Linked DNA regions of Homo sapiens: region 1 is linked to region 2. A link is an interaction called in ENCODE POLR2A ChIA-PET data of the cell type or tissue named here. Cell type or tissue: IMR-90. All regions are shown on one strand. Each heading gives the region's core, and the rest is flanking DNA. Links, peaks and the distances in the headings are about the cores only.

What was found. Peaks named below come from ENCODE experiments on the same cell type or tissue, not always from the same donor. Only the 100,000 strongest peaks of a DNase experiment are listed, where the experiment ranks them.
Region 1: POLR2A ChIA-PET joins it to region 2 with 10 read pairs; 4 of 35 experiments call an interaction of 5 or more read pairs at or near these places.

What each region holds. Positions count from the first base shown.
Region 1 is chr14:64,148,241-64,153,620 of GRCh38, reverse strand. It overlaps SYNE2 (spectrin repeat containing nuclear envelope protein 2), which reads right to left. Exons shown (of 116, transcript NM_182914.3): 85 at 905-1,057. Among named protein-coding and RNA genes, the nearest start is that of MIR548H1, 56 kb to the right of the region's middle. In IMR-90, for the core only: no CTCF peak of the experiment used is centred there; no DNase peak of the experiment used is centred there.
Region 2 is chr14:64,221,783-64,227,101 of GRCh38, reverse strand. It overlaps SYNE2 (spectrin repeat containing nuclear envelope protein 2), which reads right to left. Exons shown (of 116, transcript NM_182914.3): 113 at 3,722-3,913; 114 at 2,555-2,641; 115 at 2,057-2,103; 116 at 669-1,783. The coding sequence ends at 1,576. It also overlaps a transcript of ESR2 not described here. Among named protein-coding and RNA genes, the nearest start is that of ESR2, 70 kb to the left of the region's middle. RefSeq lists enhancers at 1,122-1,621, 1,622-2,123. In IMR-90, for the core only: no CTCF peak of the experiment used is centred there; no DNase peak of the experiment used is centred there.

The DNA.
Region 1 (5,380 bases), core at 136-5,135, 74 kb after region 2:
AAATGACTGAATAAGCTCATCTCTATTTTTCTGCTACATTCCTGGGGGAATGAGGACTGAGGAATGAGGCTGAGTGTTGCCTATGGATTTCATGCAGGTTATTCCCTATTCCCTCTTGGTACAAATGGTTGAAAGTAGATTTTAGTAGGTGACAACCCACAATGAAGGTTCTCTAGGAAACATGGACATATCTATAATTGATGGTATAGATTATACCATTGATAGATTATACCAATTGATTGGTATAATTGGTTAGTATTTTTAGTTCTCTTCCTCTGTTGTGGGAAAATGTCAAGGTTGCAATGTCTAGAGATGCCTGAGCTCGCTCTCTTTTGGTGCTCTCCTCCTGGAAGGGGTAAAATGCTGACATTGACATGCCTTTTGTAAGATTATTAGATGTCTTGCACCCTTTCTTCCTTTATACTCTCTCTTCAACACCATGTAGTGTTTCTTCCAAACTTTAGAGTCCTCCTGGAGCTGACTATGCTCCTAGCTCATAGAGGCTACATGATACAGGATCACTTCCTCCCTGAGGCATCTCCCTGTACATGGAGACACTGCTTCATCACTGTTTCTGTATATCTTGCCAGGAAACAATGCCAGATACTCTGTTGGGTTTGGGGTATGGAGATATTTATGTCTGAGTGAGTACATTAGACAAAACAAAGATAACCAAGTGGATTTGCAGCCTGTCAATGACGTTGGAATTGGTGGCTTTGCCTCTAATTATTGAGTGCATAAAATGGGACTTGAAATGCTTCTAATTTACTTCAATTTTTCTCAGCAACTTTTCAGTGTTTGGTATAGAGAGTCTCCATGAGTAAAGGACGAAAACAACTACAACGACAAATAAGGTAAAAGAATATGTGAAGAGAAATAGCACATTTCAAATGAATTCTAGTACCTGAGTGAGAACACTGCTTCTCTTTTGAAATAACTCATCAATTCGGGATGCTGTATCTTCTAACAATGGCACTGCCCCACTCTCCAAAGTCAGATAACTTTGTTTCAACTCATCTAGTGCTTTGGATTTAATTGCAAGTTGATTTTCTATATCCTGGAAGAGTAAGAGGAAAAGGTTTTCAATGCACAATATTACAAAACAATTAATAAGGTGTCAGAGACAGGAGTTCACTCTTTTCAAGTAAAAATGTCATTAGATTATATAATTAAATAGCATTACATCAAAGAAATTTAAATCATAATACTCTTAGTTCAATTACATATGACACAACTCTGTATTTTAGGAGAATCTAGGCAACACGTCTGAACCATCATGGCAGAGCAGAAAGGATGCTGGTCCGAGATCTGGTCCCCATTCCACGTCTGCCCTGCACTGGCTGTTTGACCAGGCATAAGTCATCGAACCTTTCAGTCTCCATTTTCTCATTTGGAAAAAGTGATGATACCCACAGCATGTGTGCCAAGCTAAGAACTCAAATAAAATCACGAGCAAGAAGGTGCCTTTAAACCATATAGCATCATATAAATGACAGACGATATAACTGTTGGTAGTTCAGTAATAACTTTAATCATTTTCTACCTCTTAGTTTATTAATTCACTCATAAGAGGCACCCTGACCTGGTCTACTCTTTATAGATACATTTTTAAAAACCTACAGGATCCCTCTACTACAAAGGACACCATGGGGCCAGCAGTCTGAAAACAGAGATGAATGAGGCCAGCAGCAATGGTGCCACTCTACTCAGAGGAAGGACGGTCGGAGCTGCTTATTTGTCCTTCTCAGGATTGCAGTTGAAATCCAACTTGGAAAAAGTTTAAACTTTTTAAAAATTATTAAAGCATTACATGCTCATTACAAAGAAACTGGAAAACACAAGAGATCTTTGGCATTCAGAGGGATTCATTTTGAATTCCCCTCAAGTCTCCCAATTCACAAATTTGGGACGCGCTTCTGCATACTTTCTTTAGCATTACATTCCCATCCAGATGCATGTGTTCTGAATGCATGGCCTCAAGATAACGACCCTTAGCTCATGTTCTATTTCTCTCTTGAAAATTGCTTTGCATAAGGATCCCAGCTTTTTTTATTTTTATTTTTTGAAAATTGCTTTGCCTAAGGATCCCAGCCTTTTTTTTTTTTTTTTGAAAATTGCTTTGCCTAAGGATCCCAGCTTTTTTTTTGAAAATTGCTTTGCCTAAGGATCCCAGCTTTTTTTTTTTTTTTTTTTTTTTTTTAAATCCTTTGTAAGAATCACTGCATGGTCCATAAGGAAAGAGAAACATGAGTGCCTCGTGGGCATGGGGTAGCTGAGCAGGTGGCTTGTACCCTGGGAGGGACAAGCTCCCTTGTGCTAGCCTCACAGAGGAGCACTGAAATCCAGTCCCGCAAAACTGCCAGATTACCACGTGAGGAGCCCTCAGGTCACTCTTGGAAGGTGGAAATCACAAACTCTAAACCAATGAATGTCAGGGGTCTTCTGGACTGGAAAGTAGAAAAAGGGAAAAAAATCTGTTCCATAAGAAACTGATAGCTAGGTTTGGGAGTAAGAACGGATGATGAGAGAATGGAGCTGGAGGAATCTTCCACTGTATGACCCTCTATGCTTTTAGAATTTAGAGCCACATGAATATATAGCGTATGAACAGAAAACCTCTCACTGTCGTAACAATCCACCCATACTAACATGTGGGTGAATTTATGAAATATTATTCTTCTGGACTGGTTACAAAGGCACCCAGGAAACAAAACGACTTCTCTGAAATAGCCTTTGCCAATGAGATTTAGTCAGCTGCTACCTCTGTCCATCTCTGCCACCCTAACTCGCTCCCTCACACCCTGACAGCCTTATTTATTAGCATGTTTCTTTTATCATAGGTTTAACTTTTTTCATCTGCAAAGTTATAAATGAAAACACTTTAATATTAAATCACTTTCCTTCTTTGAATTTATAAAACAGTCTCTCCTAAAGGCTTGACTAACTAGATTTCTAAAAACACTTATTTACTAATAAGCTGTCATAATTCCCCTATAATGTAAAGAAAACTGGTAAGAAATGACTACAAAGCAGACAAAAGGAAGTAACAACACACACACACACACACACCCTTCAAAAATGGCAGCATAAACAACAGCCATGCCGGGCACAGTGGCTCACGCCTGTAATCCCAGCACTTTGGGAGGCCAAGGCAGGTGGATCACTTGAGCCCAGGAGTTTGACACCAGCCTGGGAAACATGACAAAACTCTGCCGTTACAAAAAAATACAAAAGTTAGCTGGGTGTGGTGGCACACGCCTACAGTCCCAGCTACTTGAGAGGCTGAGGCGGGAGGATCCTTTTTTTTTTTTTTTTTTTTTTTTTTTTTTGAGAGAGAATCTTGCTCTGTCACCCATGCTGCAGTAGGCATGATCTCGGCTCACTGAAAACTCCGCCTCCGGGATTCAAGTCATTTTCCTGCCTCAGTCTCCCAAGTAGCTGAGGCTACAGGCATGTGCCACCATGCCCAGCTAATTTTGAGCCACCGCGCCCAGAGTGGGAGGATCTCTTAAGCCTAGGAGCTCAAGGCTGAAGTGAGTTATGATTGCAACACTGCACTCCAGCCTGGGTGACAGAGTGAGACCCTGTATCAAAAAAAAAAAAAAAAAAAAAAGAAAAGAAAAAAAAAAGCCATGGCAATAGCAGCACACGAACAACCACACACGGTGGGGTTGCTCGTTTCTTTTGCTCTGCAGAATAATACGGATTTAGCCCAGTAGTCCTGTCATCTGACCTTGCTTCACTGAGGCCTAACAGTACCCTTCAAGTTTCCCAACTCCCACTTCACCGGCAAATTAATTTGTCTTACTTTAACTTCCAATTTGCTACACATAAATCAGGGTGGAATTAAAAATAATCTTTTGCTAATTATGGAGATTCAGTAGAATTTGCAAGTCCTATTTTTCCATTCTGTGAGAACCAGCATTAAATATTTTTAAAATATCTAAATTCCTCTGACTTTATCACGAACATACTTCTTTAAGAAGCTGTGCTTGCTTATAGTATAGAGGCATCAAACTTGAGGGATTAATAATCTCATCTCAAACCTCCCCACTCTATTCAACTATACAATTTTCCTTGATAATTATAATATGTCAAACGTGGCCTTTTTCCAGTCATCAATGGCTTTTAGAAGCCCTTCGGAATATTTCAATCCTAATGTCTTCATGCTTCATCAACTCCAGTCCTTAACTTTTCTAGAGTAAAGCCACTTTAGCAAGCTTACCTGAACTGAAGCATTCTGCCCTGGGATAAGTCATTAAAGTATACATCAATCATTTTCATCATTTTCTTTTCTTTTTTTCTTTCTGTTTTGTTTTTTTAGAGATGGGGTCTTATCCAGGATGGAGTGCAGTGGCATGATCATGGCTTACTGCTTGAACCTTGAACTCCTGGCTCAAGTGATCCTCCTGCCTCAGCTCCCGAGTAGCTAGGATTACAGGTGTGCAACACTATGCCCAGATAACTTTTTTTTTTTTGGTAGAGACTGGGTCTTATGTTGCCCTGGCTGGTTTTGAACTCCTGGCCTCAAGTGATCCTTCTGCCTTAGCCTCCCAAATTTCTGGGATTACAGGTGTGAGCAACTGCACCTGGCCTCATTTTAGTTCTTGTATGCAAAGAATAGTGGAAAAAAAAAAAAAAAAAGAGAAATTAACATTTATAGAAAAGCAGCCTTTTAGGTCTATTAATAGATATATTCAGGCAACTATTAAGCACCTATGAATTTCACAGGCAGTGACAGGTATAACAGGCATGCTGATGTGCCAGCCTGCCTTGAGAATCCCACAATCTGGTAGACGACAGACCCGTGGACAGATGAGCCCAGTACAGTCTCTGACACATGATGCTACATGGGGTGCTAGGGAAGCCTGTTTTATTTATTTGCTTCCATCTTGGCCTTGTTTATGGCCTTTTACAAAGAGGCATCCAAGCAGCAGCATAAAAAATTAAAATAGGAAGAAATGAGCTAATGGAAATGTGGGAGTAGGTAGGAAGGCACAGTCAGTGGGCACGTGGTGAGGGAGGGGGTCAGGGTGCTTTGATTGAGTTCTGACAAACATAGAGGAGAACCTGTGTGTGGATGGTGGGGGCGAGGGGAGGGAAGTAGAAATAATTCTGCAATCAGCTGCAAATGTAATGGCACAGAGGCAAATGGGGACTGACGAGGGATGATGCCGGCCAGGCATGTCTGTAAATTTCTTTTAAAGCCCCTTGTCTCAGTCAACACTAGTCATTTTTCTAATGAGCAGAGCAAATGTGAGAAATGGTTTTCTATTGGTAAAATTAATGGATTATTATTGTTATTAGAGATGGGGTCTTGCTTTGTCACCCAGGCTGAACTACAGTGGCATGATCATAGTTTACTGTCACCTTGAATTCC
Region 2 (5,319 bases), core at 1-5,000:
GGGGAAATGCCGATGCCTATCCTCTTTGTTTAGGTAGAAAGTAAAATGCTACTGGACTTAAATGGGCAACAAGGGGCTTTGCCTGTTCATTTGCCATGGAGAGGGCTGGGAATCCAGGTGCGGTGGCTCACACCTGTAATCCCAACACTTTGGGAGGCCGAGGTGGGCAGATCAGTTGAGGTCAGGAGTTTGAAACCAGCCTGGCCAACATGGCGAAACCCCGTCTCTATTAAAAATATAATAATTAGCCAGGCATGGTGGTGTGTGCTTGTAATCCCAGCTACTCAGGAGGCTGAGGCATGAGAATGGCTTGAACCTGGAAGGCAAAGGTTGCAGTGAGCCGAGATTGGGCCACCGCACTCCAGCCTGGGTGACTGACAGAGTGAGACTCTGTCAAAAAAAAGAGTAGAGTAAACTGGGTATAAGATCCTTCCCTTTGCGTCCACCTCTCATGCCATGCTGCCTTTGCCATTCCCTACAATAGCTGAGGGTCACACGCTGAATAATTTAATTTACACATACACGAGGGTCCAGAGCTAAGTTAATTCTGTAAATAAGACTTAGAATAAAAGGCCCTCTCCAAATATTTTAAAAATAATAATTTTTGTTTTTTGGAAGATTAAGCATACCACTGAACTGCTTTGTTACAGAATTCAGTACAACAGAAGTCTGGCTAATTTTGTTTTTTAATGAGAAACATCTGAGTTGTACATATCACAAACAGCTTCAAGTTTCTGTACCAACCCCCCGCCCCCACCCCCGCCGTGGCCAAACAGTTAAAACCCAAAGCAAAGCATCACTTTGGATGTGAAAAAGTCTTAGAAAATTAACTTACAAAAACATCCCTATCAAGTCGGTAGTTTGGCATTTACTTTACATTAGTCAAAAGCTCCAGCTAAAATCTAATTTTTTTAAAAAAAAATCGAAGTTTACATTATTCATACAGATTGGGCATTGTTAAAAAATATGCACAAATAACCACATCCATGCAATACAATTTCTTTAAAAATTTAAAGCAATATAAAAGAGCAGAGCTAGGTACTGAACAGAACATTTTGGTGTATAACCGGCAGCTCAAAATTGCCAGCTGATTGGAGTAAAACTGATTCTAAGCGTATTAAATATGATTGATTGTTTCCATCAGCTAAGGGTGCCTATGAGTTTCTGAACCATTTCTAGGGTGGAATGTCCTCGCTTGCTTCTATAATATATGTGATGGACACCACTGCTCATTGACCATACCTACATTATAATAATGCTGTTTTACAAACAAACCAGAATTCACAAAGTGCTTGGCTCTTCAGGAAACTGACATTTCCAGAGATCCCTAAACTAATCAACTAGTTCTGCCAAAATACCCGGGGCACCTGCCACACAGGTTCCCTGCTCCTGGGGAGGAACACAATCTGAAAGCTGCCCTGGGCTCCAGGGAGCCCGTGCTGGGTAAGCCCAGAAGAAGTCTGCACAGGTCCCGGGACCTTGCCAACACTAAGTCACTCAGATTGGTCTGGGGCCACGTGCTGGGCACCCTTGGCAATCAGGCAGGTGGTGTAGCACTGTGGCCAGCTATGCCCTCTATGTGGGGGGTGGCCCATTGGTGTACCTCAGCATGGGGTAAAAGGACCGGGCAAAGTTGTTGGCCTGAGTGCAGCTGTAGTCTTCTTCGGAGGAGGGCAGCAGGCAGGCCAGGAGCAGCAGCAGCAGGAGGAGCAGCTGCAGGGGTAGGGCTGCCCGGACCACCCTTGAGAGGAAGGAGCGCTGTGGCCGTGTGCTGCCGGGGACCCTGCCAACAGAGGAGGTTGAGAGCTGATTGGGAGGCTCCACAGGCACAACCCACTCTATTACCTAAGCCCCTGCTTATGTAAGTAAGAAATCCAAGACCTGAGATTTAAATAGGGCCAACAGTTGGGGTTCAGTTTCAGAGGAGAAAACCAGCCCTTTCCAGACAAAAGAAAACCAGATTTTTGCAAGGACCTTGATAGTGGCATTGGCAAGACTGAGTCAGTGGGAGTGTGGAGCAGGGGAACGCACTGCTGTCACGGTAAAGCCCCGTTACCTGCTCTCTGTCTCCTCCTCGCCTTCTGTAGTTCTCACTGCTCTGAACTGCTGGGTAAAGAAACTCCAGTTAGTAAGTTGAAGACAGTTTAGTCCTATCAATGATAAAAAAAAAAAAAATCCTCCCTTAAATTATATACCACCTTTATGTTGTGTTACAGCCAAACTTTGGAGACTAGAGTAATACAATTGAGATTAAACGTCACCTGAAGTAGGAAATAATTAGGTTAATCTACTCAGTTTCAGGGTCAAGTGTGTTGAAGTTTTTAATGGCAAAATCAGGGAACCCCTTTAGCGACACTATAAGAGCTCTCATTCACAACCTACTGTGATCCCAAAGAAGAGTGACTAGAGGCAGACTGTAAGCCTCTCTATGGGTCAGCAGAGACCTGTGCTGTCCTGAAATGGCTAATGGGCTCTTGGAATCCCAAGCTTCCCTCATCTTAGTGACTTTAAAAAATAACCAGTGAGGTTCTCACAGAAGGAAGGGGCTTCTTACCTTTGCTCGGGGAGCTGGCACGGATGTTGCAGGAGGCTGGTCCCCCGAGTCTACCTCGTCGAAGCTGGGCAGGGGTGAGGCTGGGTTCTGAAATTCAGACCCCAAAGGTTGAGCACAGAAATGTGTTTCATGCATATTCTTCATGATATAGCTCACCCTCCCCTACCTTAAATCAATCTTTTTTTGTTTTGTTTTGTTTTAGACAGTCTCACTGTGTCACCCAGGCTGGAGTGCAGTGGCACAATCACAGGTCACTGCAGCCTCAACCTCCCAAACTCAATCCTTCTACCTCAGCCTCCTGAGTAGCTGGAACTATAGGCATGCACCACCACACCTGGTTTTGTATTTTTTTTTTTTTTTTTTTTTGCAGAGACGGGATTTCACCATGTTGCCCAGGCTGGTCTCAAACTCCTGGACTTAAGTGATCCACCTGCCTTGGCCTCCCCAAGTGCTGGGATTATAGGCATTAGCCACTGTGCCCAGCCTTAAATCTTTCCTGAAGGGGCTCTTCTATTGCTCTCACTCCCAACAACAACAGACTTTTTCGGACAAAAAGGAATGTAAACAAGGAAAAGCCAACCCATATTAAAAACCAACCCATAGCACAGAGCTGGGGAGACTGAGTTTAGCAGCAGCAGTTTGAGTAGATGGTGAGCTCATCACAGGTCGGTGATGAGATCATGTGGCCATCAAGAGAGTCTAGTTTTGGCTGCTTAGGAGAAAACAGACCTGCCCTAAGTCTGGTGAGGCCACAGTCTGGGTATTCCCTTTGTTTTGAGTTGGATCCCATTTTAAAGTAGGCCAGCTATGGTGGCTCATGCCTGTAATGCCAGAACTTTGCATTGCTTGAGGTCAGGAGTTCAAGACCAGCCTGGGCAGCATGGCAAGAACCCTTCTCTACAAAAAATACAAAAATTAGCCACTTCCTTTAAAAAAAGTTTAAAAATTGTCATCCCGCCACTCCCTTTTAAAAATGACAAAACAGATTCAAAGAGCTCATGCAGCTCTTTAAGTCCACACAGCTAGAAAAAGGGCACGACATGAGGCCCCACTCGGACCACCTGGCCCTTGCTTCTGGCCTCTGTCTTAGAGCATTGCTACAACACTGCTGTCCTGTCTGCATGTAATACGGCAATCTTTACAGTTAAAAGCTACAAGTAGACTCACCTGGGTTCCCTGCAAGGCCATTAAATCTTGGGACACTTGCTCCCGTAACTGTTTGAGTTTCTTCTCAATAACATGCACCTTTTCTTCAGCTTCAATACAGTCTTCTCCATGTCCCTTAATGAGAAGGCTGTTTGAAATCTCCTGTAACATGTCCACTTGAGGTTGACGTTCTACCAGCTCCTTTTCCAGTTGCTGAAAACAGATAAAGTGTGTGAAACAGTGACCTGTCCAAAGGGAAGCGAGTGTGGACACAGGAGGTTTTTCTCAGTACCAGAAAAATTCCAGAATGAATGATGGGTAGTACTCAACTCGAGAATCCTCTATTTCTCATATCTGCCTGTGTCCTCCAGCCCAGCACTATTTAGATAGCAAGTGTATTATGCCCTGCCCCTATTTTTAATTTCTTTTCACTCTGAAGACAATTGTGATGCTGGAGAAATTAGAAGAAAGAAGTGAGGCAAGTGGTGTGGGAAGACCAGGTCCCTCATCCACCACGGAAGGAAGTAAAGGGAAACTCTAAAGTCAATCAACCGAGAAACAGCAGCGTAACCATAGAGGTTCATACCAGGCAAACGGGCTTTAATTGTTAAGGGTGGTTATCTTGCTTGCAATATGGCCACTAGACACATGTGGCTATTCATTTATTTATTTTTTTGAGGTGGAGTCTCACTCTGTCGCCCAGGGTGGAGTACAGTGGCACGATCTGGGCTCACTGCAACCTCCGCCTCCTGGGTTCAAGCGATTCTCGTGCCTCAGCCTCCCAGGTAGCTGGGATTACAGGCGCCTGCCACCATGCCCAGCTAATTTTTCTTGTATTTTTATTTTATTTTGTATTTTTAGTAGAGACAGGGTTTCACCATGTTGGCCAGACTGGTCTTGAACTCCTGACCTCAGGCGATCCGCCCGTCTCAGGCTCCCAAAGTGCTGGGAGCCACCGTGCCCGGCCTACATGTGGCTATTTAAATTAACTAAAATTAAAAATTCAGTTTCAGTCATAATAGCCACATTTCAGGTGCTTTAAGCCACATGAGGTTATTAGACAGTGCAGACACAGGTCATCTCTATCACTTCAGAAAGTTCTACTGGACGCCACTGCTTTGCTTTGCAAACATTTTAGGAAGCTGTATTTTTAAACAATGGCTAGCACTCTGATTAAAATTTAAAATATTTAAACCACATACAGATTTATGGATGAAAATGTCACCTTGAGCACCAGTGAGAATACAGAAATCTCATCTTGGTGTGTTAGTGACAAATACACCAGGACACGACTCTCCTCCAAGAAGAAAGATTTTTCCATAGTGGATACAGAAAACCCATTCAGCTCATCACAGGTGTGAAGCAAATGAGCACCATATTTCTCCCCAATGAGCAGGATTCACGAGAGAAAAATACTTCCACTCAAATGGCCTTAAGTTCCTCAGGATATCGAGAGCACCTATGTCCTCAGTTCTGTGGACTGTGGCTCTCCATTCCTGCAAGTCATTTGGCTTCAGAACTACAAAGGGCAGCTCGGTAAACACCAACTGGAGGAACACTAGGGCTGAACTCGTGCATTTACAGGCAAACACCACTGGCACAGTTCCTGAAATACTAGG